Linked DNA regions of Homo sapiens: region 1 is linked to region 2. A link is a contact called in ENCODE Hi-C or POLR2A ChIA-PET data. All regions are on one chromosome and are shown on one strand. The core of a region is the stretch at or near the end of the contact, and the rest is flanking DNA. Distances in the headings are between cores, read along the strand shown.

Region 1 (5,570 bases), core at 1,109-3,608, 3.6 Mb before region 2:
TTTTTATGATTCTTTCTTTTCTTTTTTCTTTCTTTCTTTCTTTTTTTTTTGAGACAGAGTCTTACTCTGTTGCCAGGCTAGAGTGCAGTGGCGTGATCTCGGCTCACTGCAACCTCCGCCTCCCAGGTTCAATTGGATTATTTCGTTTTTATACAGATATGTTTAATATTTGTTTTACCGACATGCACATTTCATCTTGACTCTAATTCTAATTTTTCAAAGATTGTCTAAACTTACTCTGTTAGCAAGCAATTTTGAGGACCCTCTGGTACTGACCACTTTGCATTCGAATATAAATAACACTACATTTGCTCACAAAACATACTTTTGTGTGTTTTTTTTTTTTTTTTTTTTTTTTTTTTTTTACTCACACCTGGTCAGCAAACAACTGATATATCTGAAGCAAAGCTTTTTCAGGGTTAGAACAATTTAGACTTGCATATTCATTTTTAAGCCTATGATAAATATGTTTATTACATAAAAGTAGGAAAAGATCCTCTGAAAATGCAGAAAATATTTTACCTCACATTTTACCACGCAGAGGTCTCCAGTGTAGATATTTGCATGTTTCTTTCAGTCTTTTTTCACTGCATTTTTTGGAGTGACATTGAGCTTTATTAGTGTATACCATTTTCATATTATTACAGCCTTCTTACTGCGTTTCAAAATTTTTCTGCTTATTAAAGTTTTATATACTTAATTTACAAATTTTGCAAAGTATACAAAAGAATAAAATAAAAATCATTCATAATTGCACTGTTACAGCCCACTGTTAAAATATCACATTTCAAAATACTTCTTTTTTGTTGCTTAAGCATATTCCATACAACTAAATTTTATATAAAATGTGATTTTTATTGGCTGCATAACAAACACTATCACAGAAGTATCATAACTTATTTTACATTAATTTATAAACTGTGGCATTTCATATTTTAGTTTCACGTTGGGTGATGCCTCTTAACTATGGGACAGATATATATGATCATACCACTTATGTGACTAGTTAAAGATCACGTTTCTATCCCTTTCTTGTCATCCCCTAGAATCAAGCTGCTGCAATCCCCGGAGACCTAATGCAAACGCTTCACCTCCTGGACCCAAGCCATCCCGCCCCCCGCCCCCGCCTCTCCCGTAGCTGGGACCACAGGCACGCGCCATCCTGCCCGGCTAATTTTTTTTTATTTGGTTGAGAGGGCGTTTTGCCATGTTGCCAGGCTGGTCTCTAACTCCTGGGCTTAAGCGATCCTCCCGCTTTGACCTCCCGAAGTGCTGGGATTACAAACACCAGCCACTGCGCCTGGCCCAACATTTTTAAAGTAACAAATGTATCAATTTACAAACTTTCCTTTGGATTTTGAAAACTGAACTTTTTCTCTTCTAAACAAAGTCTATCTACTGAACTTCAGTTTTTTCAGGACCCCGCACAATGGCAGCTTAAGTTGGACCAACTGGAAAGGTTTTCAGTGGATCTTGGGGAGGATCGGAGACAAGGCGAATGGGCTTTATTCTCTTAAAATTTCCTGACGGGCGGTGGACACATATTTGCTTGATGTCACCAAGAGCAAGAATTACGTTCCAGGAGCTGGGAGGAAACAACGGAGGCGGCTCTCTCGCCCCCAAGAAGCGGCCCTTGGTTGGCAGAATTTGACAGATGACTGGGATCTTCGAGGATTTTCCAAGCAGGATCGGGGCGCAGAAGAGGAGGGAAAGTGCGTGAGCCCACGTGACCCAACTCCACTTTCAAGTTTGAGAAGCGGAGCTGCCAGGATAAATACCCATCTGCTACCAATAGATGCTTTCCCTCCCTTGGGCCTGATAAAAGAATCCCCAAGTTCCGGGAGGCATGCTTCGAAAATTGTTGGCAGGAAAAAAATGTTCAACTTTTGCCATTTAGCAATGCACTGACAGCCTTTTGGGGATCATCACTACTTATGGCTCATACATCTGCCCACCGCTTCCTAAGTCCTCTCCCAACCCTCCCCGAGTTTCAGTTCCACTGAACAGAGAACAGCGAGAGCAACAGTTTGGTGGCCGAGCAGCCCGTCTCCGTGGGCGCGCACGCCGCATCGCGGGCCTCACACCTCACTTTGGGCTTCGGCTCTCGGTCGGCCCGAGACTCCGGCCGCGGCCCTGGTGTCCCCCGCCCCGGTTCCCTCCCCTCGGACACGGCCCTCGCGCCGGCGGCCCCGGTCCCCTCCCCACCGGCCGCGGCGGGCACAGCGCGTCGCCTACCCACAGGCGGGGGCGCCGGCCGGGCGCATGCGCGCGGCGCTCCCGGGCGTGCCGGCCACACTCCCCCCACCCACTCGGTGAGCTTGTCACTTCCTGCCCTCGCCCCATCTCCGTCCGGGGTCAGTCAGTCGCTCCCTGTCGCTGCCGGAGAGTCTCTGCTTCCCCCTTCCTACGCGCTCCGCGGCGGTAGCTCGGGCTCTCCGGAGGAGGGGGCGACAGAGTAAAAGAGAGGCTGACTTAATAAAGTTTCCTGAAACAACAACTACCACCGAAAAGGCCCAAGGTTGGGGGAGACCCCCATTTTTCTCCGCCCCTCTCCTAAAGCCTGAGGGACCGTTGCAGGTGGAGCGGCGCTGGTGGGACCCGGGTTGCGGCGGCAGCCGTTGCCCCGGCGAGGGAAGCCTCAGGTCCTGCCCGCTCCGGTTCCGGCTCCTTCGGTGGTGGCGGCGGCAGCTGCTGCCGGGCGGTTCCTCCTGTCAACTGCCTCCGCCCGCGCGCCTCCCGCCTAGCCACACAGCGCGGAGGACGCCGTGAGCCGCCGCCGCAGTCGTCTCGGCCCGCGGAGGGACGTGGTGAGCTGTGGCGCTTCCGCGTCAGCGCCGGCGGGGACTCTTTGGGAGCGCGTCGGGCCCGAGTCCGGGTTCCCCCGCGTGGTCAGCGGAGGCTGCGCCAGGTGGGGCCCGCAGCCGCCTCCCACGCCAGGCTGTCCCCGCGGCCGCCCGGCCTGCCTTCCTTCCTTCCGCCCGCCCGCCGGCCCGCCCTAAGAGTTGAGTAAGTTGGGCGCACTTGGTTGTGGGGACGGGGTCTCCGCCAGGGAGACCCCAACGCACGTGCGTAGCGGGAGGGCGCGGCGTGGGCCAGCAGCCGGCGGGAGCGGCACCTCCGTAGTCCCGGAGCCCGGCGGTGCCCGCCGCGCTCTGCGCTCCGTTTCCGCGCGCCCGCCCGGGACGGCGAGGCCGCAGCCGCCCGCGCTGCCGGCCAGGCCTTCGCCCTGCGCTGCGCACCCGAGGCTGCGTTTCCGGGTAGGGCGATGAACCTGTGTGGGGAGTTTGGGCTGCAGGAGGGTTTGTGCGTCTTTCTGTTTTCTTTTCGAGAGGGAGGTGCGGGTCCGTGGAGGGAAAGCGGAGAGCTGATGATGGGAACGTATCTGGAAAATGCAGCCAGTGCCCCCCAGGAAGTTCAGGGCGAGTGACGGGTTTGTGCTTCTTTCAACAGCCACGCCGCAATGAAGAGCTTCTTACAGTGAAAGCAAAGTAGGTCGAGTCCACTGAAAATGCCTTTAAGGGACAAATACTGTCAGACTGACCACCATCATCACGGATGCTGTGAACCAGGTAGACCCCTCTTCGTCCGCAGTTGCTTTGCCCTCCATCAGAGCCACTCTGCCTTCTCTTTTTTTCTAGCTTTTTTTCCTCCTGCCCCAGTAGTCATTCTTAAGCAGGCTATGATATTCCCTAGCATAAGCCAGTTATGAAGCTAAAAGCTTGTACAAACAAGAGGTCTCCCCTGCTTGATCCCTTAAAAAAAAGTACTGCAAGTGTCACCTTAAATCATTTCCACAAGATCAGTCGCTCAGTCTTTTTTCTTTCTTTTTCAAGGCATCCTGCAGTTAATATACTCCTATGGTCTGTAAATGTTTAAAATTGAAGAGAAAGGAAAACATAGAATACTAGATTTGTTGTCGTGAAATTGTTTCACTGAAACTTTAAAAATTAAAAGTTTCTTAGGCATTTTAATCAGCAAGTAGTTCTGAAAGTCTAAAAGTGAGTTTAGTTTGGGTTTTAAAAGTTTGTTGAACTCATTGGGAGAATCAGGTTTTGCTAAGCGCAACCTTTAAAAAAATATCTTGGGCAGAACATATTATATTGCGAAATAAAAGAGAAATCTCTTTTTTTATTTAGGTAGAATACATAATTATTTCCAGGGTATTTTATGGAATGAAACTTGCTTTAGTTGAATTTATCATATGAAAAAGTTTTTCGGAGTCTCATGAAGAATACTAGCAAACTTTAATTTGATAAACTTGATATACTGTTGACAGTTCTACTTAGAACTTTGATATGCTTTGTGACAATCATTAAAAGGTATAACTTAAAAGGGAATCATTGAATGCATACCATCACTAAATCAAATAAAGGCTAGGCTATTCTAGTTTAAAGGCGGATGTTTATCATTATTTTTGACCTAAAAGTTATTAGATTTTTAATACATTTGCTTGCTTTTTGTTGGAGTATTTTAACTGCACTTATGTACTTGGATTTTATCACAGTAGAGTTCATTTTAGGTAATTTTCTGATTAATGGAAAAAAATGTTATCAGTAGAAGGGAAGAGCTTCCATTTTAAGAAAACTTTGCTACAGATGAGGATAAAATTCGTACTACAACCCTATCTCTACTGTACTTTGCTGAGATCAGTAATAACTTACCTGTACTAATAAAACAGGCAATCCTTGGATGGGATCCAGTTTCTATTGAACTGCTCTTGACCTGTTTAACTTTCAGGATCCTTTCACACTGCATATTTTGTGTATTTGAACTGCAGATATATCACTTATGTTTTACTGATGTTGAATGGAGTTTGCTAGTTTTGAACTATACAGATGTGAGTGCCATTTAAACTCATGTTCCACTGACCTTTTAGTCTAGTTTTTTTTTTCTGAGAACACTTTTAATCATTGAAGTTGAATTAGTTAATGAAACCATCTTATTTAGGAAGAAATTTATTGATCATTCATTTCTTTAACAAATTGTTATTGAACATCTATTGAGAGCACTGTTGAAGGCAATGGGGATATAAGTGGTGAACAAGACAGATAAAGTTCTTTCTTTATAAAATGTTTGAGTGGGAAGAGATAAACATAAAGAAGTAAACAAATAAGCTAATTTGTGATTATACCTTATTTAGTATGTTCTGGTAATGAGTTTTCTGAAGACTTTAATGTCTTTAAAGATGTTTTCTAGACTTGAGCTTTTTAACGTGTATTGAAATGTTTTTGCTTGTTTTTTTTTCTCCCCAACTAGCAGGAACTCAGACAAAATTGTATTAGTTTAAAATTTTCAACATCTTTTACTAGAAACTTTTTCCATGCAGGTTAATTTTCAGACTTATCACGTCAACAGTAGTTACTGTTTTCTTGCCTTGTTAGCTTGAATCAAACTTTCTTAGAATTTTGTTGAATGGATAAATAGAACTTTGTTAACTTATAGAGTAGTTCATTGTCATTATTTCAGAGGAAGGTATATGCTGAGTGGGTAGGATATTTCCAGGACTGAAAGAAATATGTTGTAGTGTGATAGCTTTTAAAAGATCATGTCCACAGATGGAGGGAAGATGA
Region 2 (5,347 bases), core at 1,490-3,989:
GGATGAGTATGGAAAAATAGAATCCTTTATGTATGGTAAGGAGGGAATCCCCAAATATTGCTTGTTCACAGGCTTAAATGAGTAAGGAAGTCATATTTCCAGTGAAATGTTCATGCTTACATTTTCCACATCAAGAGTTGGAAAAAGCCCAGAGAAAAACAAAAATAACAATGGAGGGTAGAAGACAAGAACTTAAATTGCAATTTTGTGGACAAAGGACTATACTAAAAATTTGGAGAAAAATTAAAGAAAGGTTGGACCTGAGGAAAAAAGTCTACTGTGGTCATCATTTTCCATCTCCAAGTCTAAAGAAAACAGAAAAAGGGCAAATAGTAAAAAGAAAATTGCATTTAGATAAGTCATAAAATTTCCTGAAAGAAAAGAAAATCAAAACAATAGATAGTCTAGGCTAGTAAGAGGTTGTGAAATGATTGGAACTCAATAATTCTCAGAATGAGATAAATTCTTGAACGCAGCTACTGTCCATTCACCTATCATCTCATGGCCTTTTTTTTTTTTTTCACAGCCCTCTCCCACTACTCTTTCCTGTCTTCAAAATAGTTTGGTGGTCTACAAGTTCTAAAAGCTGGTATTTCTAACATAAAATTTGCTAATCTTTCAGTTTTTATTAAATTAGAAGCTAATAGGATTCTATCTCTGGATTTACAGTTTTAAAAAGTTTTATTTTGGCATACTGGGATATATGTAGCCTATTTGATATAATATATGGCCTAATCAGAAATTCTGCTATCAAGTTCTTCACTATATTTTTGAAAAAATATGTACAATTGTATATTTGAAGGACAGTTTTTGAAGAGTCAGAATTAGAACAAAGGTAAGAATACATATATTAAGTCTTGATCCCTTAGCTCAGGGAAAGCAGAAAAGACCATAGGCAAGGACTGTCAATGGCCGACAACTAATACTTGAGTAACCACTATGTATCAGGTACTTTACATGTGATACCTTTTTTTAATGTCTTATAATTTTAGTTTAAAAAAATTTTAATACACAATAACTGTACATATTTATGGGGGTACATAGTGATGTTGCAATACATATAACATATAGTGATTAGGGTAATTAGCATATCTATCATCTCAAAAACTTATGTCTTTGTTTTGGGAACATGCAATATCCTTCTTCTAGCTATTTGAAACTATACAATATTGTTAACTATAGTCATCCTACAGTGCTACAGAACACTAGAACTTATACCTCCTATCTAGTTGTAATTGTGTATTTTACAACTTTGAAGTAGGTGTAATTATCCCTATTTAGACTATACCTGTATGAAACAGAAATTATTTTCATTTTACAGATGAGGAAACAGACGCAGAGAAGTAATTTGTCCAAAGTCCATAGGGTTGTAAGACTCATAACAAGAACTACAACTTGGGCCTATCTGAATCTTATACTTCTGGTACTATACTTGTTCACAGGTTTGAAAAGAGCTTTAATTTCTATTATTTCTCAAGAATTTGTAATGCTTTCTCTTGTCACTGTGCTTTCAACTTAGAGGAGTTGCAGTTTTGATAAAAGACAAACTGATTTAGCTTCTAGGTTTGTTAAATATGTAATTCAGAGGCAACTCCAGGCTTATATTTCTACGACTGCTTTCTAAATCTAATTATTTTATAAATAGTCCTGTTGCTTTAATTCACTTTTTACCCTAACATAATTAATCAAGTTTAACTTTGAAATCTCCATATTTTATGTGAGAACTCCCAAGGCTATCCACTTTTATTTTCCTTTGTAAATTTATTGTTGCTCAGCCTATTTCATTAATGGCAGCTTTAATTATAATATTTTATTATATTTTCAAAGTGCATGATAATGGTTTACCAGTCTGGTTAGTACATCAGAGATTTCTATTGGGAGCTATCAGAGATGTTAACATCCAACAATTTTACCAAAGTGTAATTGTTATAGACGTCTTAACATGAATTTACGCAACAAAAATATGTTTAATGTGGAGAACAGTGAGATGCATATTTGATAATTCACTGCAGTCTGCATCATCATCTCTATATTCCAAAATTTCGTCTTAAGCCGTTTAGTATTTAACTTACAGAAGAAAGGGGGTTATCTTAGATAACTTTTAATATCCTAAGGTATTTTCCAATTCACGATACAGGGAGAAAAGAAATGTGTCCAGGCCCTTAGAAGAAAATACTTTGAATTTAAATGTGACACATACATTAAACCCGCGTGACACGCCAGGCAGGCGGTGGAAGTCAAGTGCATTTGTTTTTGTTTCATCCACCAGGGCGATCTCTTTCACAATTCTGGGAGAGGCCTGTTTGTTCCTCCACTCCCACAGCTGAAGTTTGGGACAAAGTTTGAGAAAATCCCAGGCACCTGCGGCTCCTATCGAAGCCGGCGAGGAGCACAGGGTAGAGCGTCTCTTCCCAGTTTTCAGTCTTCAGATCGCAGGCCTCTCGGACCCGCAGAGCGAGCTTCACGCTGCAGCGCTTGAGAAATAAGAGCTATTCCAAGGAGGGGCCCTGGGTCCTCACTGACGCTTCGCAAAGGTGTACGTCCGCCCAGGGAAGGCCGGCGGCGCAGCGACGGCGAGGAGTCCCCATCCATCTTCTCTTCAAGCAGCAGTAGCTGGGTTCGGGTACCCAACCGACGAGCCGAGACGCCAGAGGCCAGAGTACGAAGTTGGAAGCCTGCGCCCCAAGCCAACCGGGATTCCACTTAGCTCCGCGCGGTCCGCGCCTCGGCCGGAAGGGGGCGTGGCTTCGGGCCCGCGCCGCGAGGCCCGCCGCCGAGTGGGGGGGTTTCTCCCGGGCCGCAGCCGCGCGTTTCCGGCGCGCTCCCCCGCGCCCTCCGTCCTGTGGTCTCGCCCGCCCCCGCTGCCATGTTGGATTGTGCGGCCGCCGCCGCCGCTGCGGGAGGGTTGGGGGAGGAGTTGGGAGTTTAGCGCAGTCGCCGGAGTGCGAGGACAACGACCATCCGGCCCTAGCCTGGCCGGGCGGGTGCCGGGAGCTTCCCTTTCTCAGCGCGGCGCGAAGGTGGCTCGCCGTCAGCGCCTGCTTCCCTCGACCTCGTCCTCCTCCCCGCTCCGGAGGAGCTGCGAGATGTGGCGCCTCTGACTCCACTTCTCCCCGCCCCTGTCACCGAGAGGGGGAACGAGCTCTCGCCCACTCGCCGGAGGAGACGGCCCTGGACTCCCAACCCCGCCGGCGAAACCATGAGCTCCGTCCAGCAGCAGCCGCCGCCGCCGCGGAGGGTCACCAACGTGGGGTCCCTGTTGCTCACCCCGCAGGAGAACGAGTCCCTCTTCACTTTCCTCGGCAAGAAATGTGTGGTCAGTGGACGAGACCCGCGTCGCCACCCGTGACATTACCTCACGGGCCCGGGCTTGGGGGCCGGGAAGTGGGAGTGGGGAAGGAGGCGGGAGCGGCGCGGGCCAGGCCTCCCGCCAGCCCCGGCCCCGGCCCCGGCCCCTCGTCGGCGCCCTCGCCCTGCTCCCAGGGTGCGGGCCGTGGCGGTCGGGCGCCGCCTTCCCGAGCTGCTGGAGAATAAGGGAGTGTCACCTCCGCAGGCCTGTCCTCCAGCCTGGCCGGGCCTCGGCCCGCGCCCTTGCTGCTGGTTAAAACTTTATTCTCAGGCCACAAGGGGATTTTCTTGCAAGAGCCGCTTGGTCCTAGAATCTGGGCCCTTGTTCTAGCTCTCGCTTCACCTCTTACTGCTTGATCTGGGGGTACGTTCCTTAACAATGCCAGGTTTGAGGAGTGGATAGGTCGGGGAAGGAAGGTGGTTTTTAATCTCCCATTAGGATTCCAGGAGGGAATGAAGTCGAGTGCAAGAGCCTGGGCTCTCTTCGGATTAGAGAGGGTGCAAGAAATGTTATTGCTCTTCGTTAAAGAGAAACAAGATTTATTTCTCTAGCAACCTTGCCTAGGCCTGGTTTCTACTCTCCTTCCCACTGATTTTTTTTTTCCCCCCATTGGTGGGAGGGGGTGCTGCTCTCCCCGCAGCCATGCGCAGGGAAACCTCAATCTCTGGTAGCTCTTGGCTTTTGGGGCCGAGAATGATTCTTAGTTTGGTGCTGTGCGGCCAATTCCAACCCCAGATGGCCGGTTGGGAGCGAGCAGTTCTGCTGTGGGAAGGGGAATGTGTGTTGTTGACGGAAGCATTCATTACATTGGCTGCTGGCAATTCTGGGGGTGGGGAGGTTCTGCTCTGTGGTGTAGGCCTTGTCGGGATCATACTGCGGTGACTGGGTTGAAGTGTGGTTTGTTGAAATACTGGCTGGATCCCTTTCTCTCCACTTTGCTAGCACCTGCAGAGTATGTGCCACTGGAACCCAGAAAACACGGAAATTTCAACAAAGCAATACCATTTTATAACTCCTTTAAGTAATATTAGGTATGCCAAACCAGATTTCACCTGCTTCTTTAAGAAGTTAGGATTAGACAATTTCTGGAAAGTTATTGGATTCATTGTTAACTTCATAGGAGTCCACCCTTTGTATCTTGTGCCATCCGGTTGGAGATTGAATCGTTCCATTCAATTTCAGATGTGTTTCATATTTCGGAATTTAGACCTTAGAGAACATTGAGTTTCCTGATTAGAAGGATGAAACAAGAGGAGTGGCTCAAAACGAGAATTTTGGGTAACAACTTTAAGCCCCTCCCCATTCACACACACTTTTTTCAACAAATGAGAAAACTGATCCAGTGAGCCCAAGTCATACAGCAATTTAATAATGTAACCAGAACTAGAAAACCAGGACTCCTCACACCTAGTCCTATCCCATTGTACTTTGCACTACATCATGTTGTTTTAGAAGGGTATTTTTTTTTCCTGTTACTGATTTATTTCTAAAAGTGGTGTTAAAGAAATAACCACTTTGCCTTTTTCACCAAAAACTAATTAAAATACAAGATTCTTAAAGCACCACTAATGTTTGCATATGCTCAGTTTAGGAAAATCTTCAGCACTTTGAATGTTAGTTACCTCCAATGAAAAAAATTCAGTTGCTGGTTTAGTAGATTAGCTATGTAACCTGTATCAAAAAGGAAGTAGTTGTGCTGTGTTCTACATACCAGACACATTAACTTTAGGCAGAAAGGACATTACATTTATACACAAGTATACTAATTGTTCTGTGCTTACCTGTAGTTTTACTGGTTTCGAAAAATGGCAGATGGGGAAAAATACTGTGATAGAGAAAAATGATGTTGCACATTGGTTAGTGTAAGTGGATTGCTGAATAGGCTCTCAGTATTCAGTGCTTAATTTCTTTATGCCATCTTTTATTAATCAACTGTACCTTTTGAATTTGTCATTTAAAAACCACACTTTCAGTTGTCTGCTTTTGTGGGATGAAGTC

The links. Hi-C counts contacts between places; a loop is a spot of excess contacts on that map. ChIA-PET counts read pairs that join two places held with the same protein, here RNA polymerase II (POLR2A). Pooled maps may share reads with other maps.
Region 1: a loop to region 2 is called in a pooled map, with 11 times the contacts of the local background. The contact joins the promoter of ZNF800 here to the promoter of WASL-DT in region 2. A Hi-C loop is called at or near these places in 8 of 37 single-sample maps with no recorded cell type and 15 of 50 pooled maps. POLR2A ChIA-PET finds 5 or more read pairs at or near these places in 2 of 52 experiments (CD4-positive, alpha-beta T cell and activated naive CD4-positive, alpha-beta T cell).

Annotation. Positions count from the first base shown.
Region 1 is chr7:127,389,496-127,395,065 of GRCh38, reverse strand. It overlaps ZNF800 (zinc finger protein 800), which reads left to right and starts at 2,358. Exons shown (of 6, transcript NM_176814.5): 1 at 2,358-3,006; 2 at 3,451-3,569. The coding sequence starts at 3,509. RefSeq lists enhancers at 1,559-1,688, 2,429-2,558, 2,403-2,903 and silencers at 1,999-2,398, 2,799-3,198.
Region 2 is chr7:123,746,587-123,751,933 of GRCh38, reverse strand. WASL-DT (WASL divergent transcript) reads right to left here and starts at 2,739. Exons shown (of 1, transcript NR_170281.1): 1 at 953-2,739. WASL (WASP like actin nucleation promoting factor) reads left to right here and starts at 2,931. Exons shown (of 11, transcript NM_003941.4): 1 at 2,931-3,316. The coding sequence starts at 3,200. RefSeq lists silencers at 2,649-2,968, 3,429-3,518 and enhancers at 2,547-3,201, 3,961-4,010.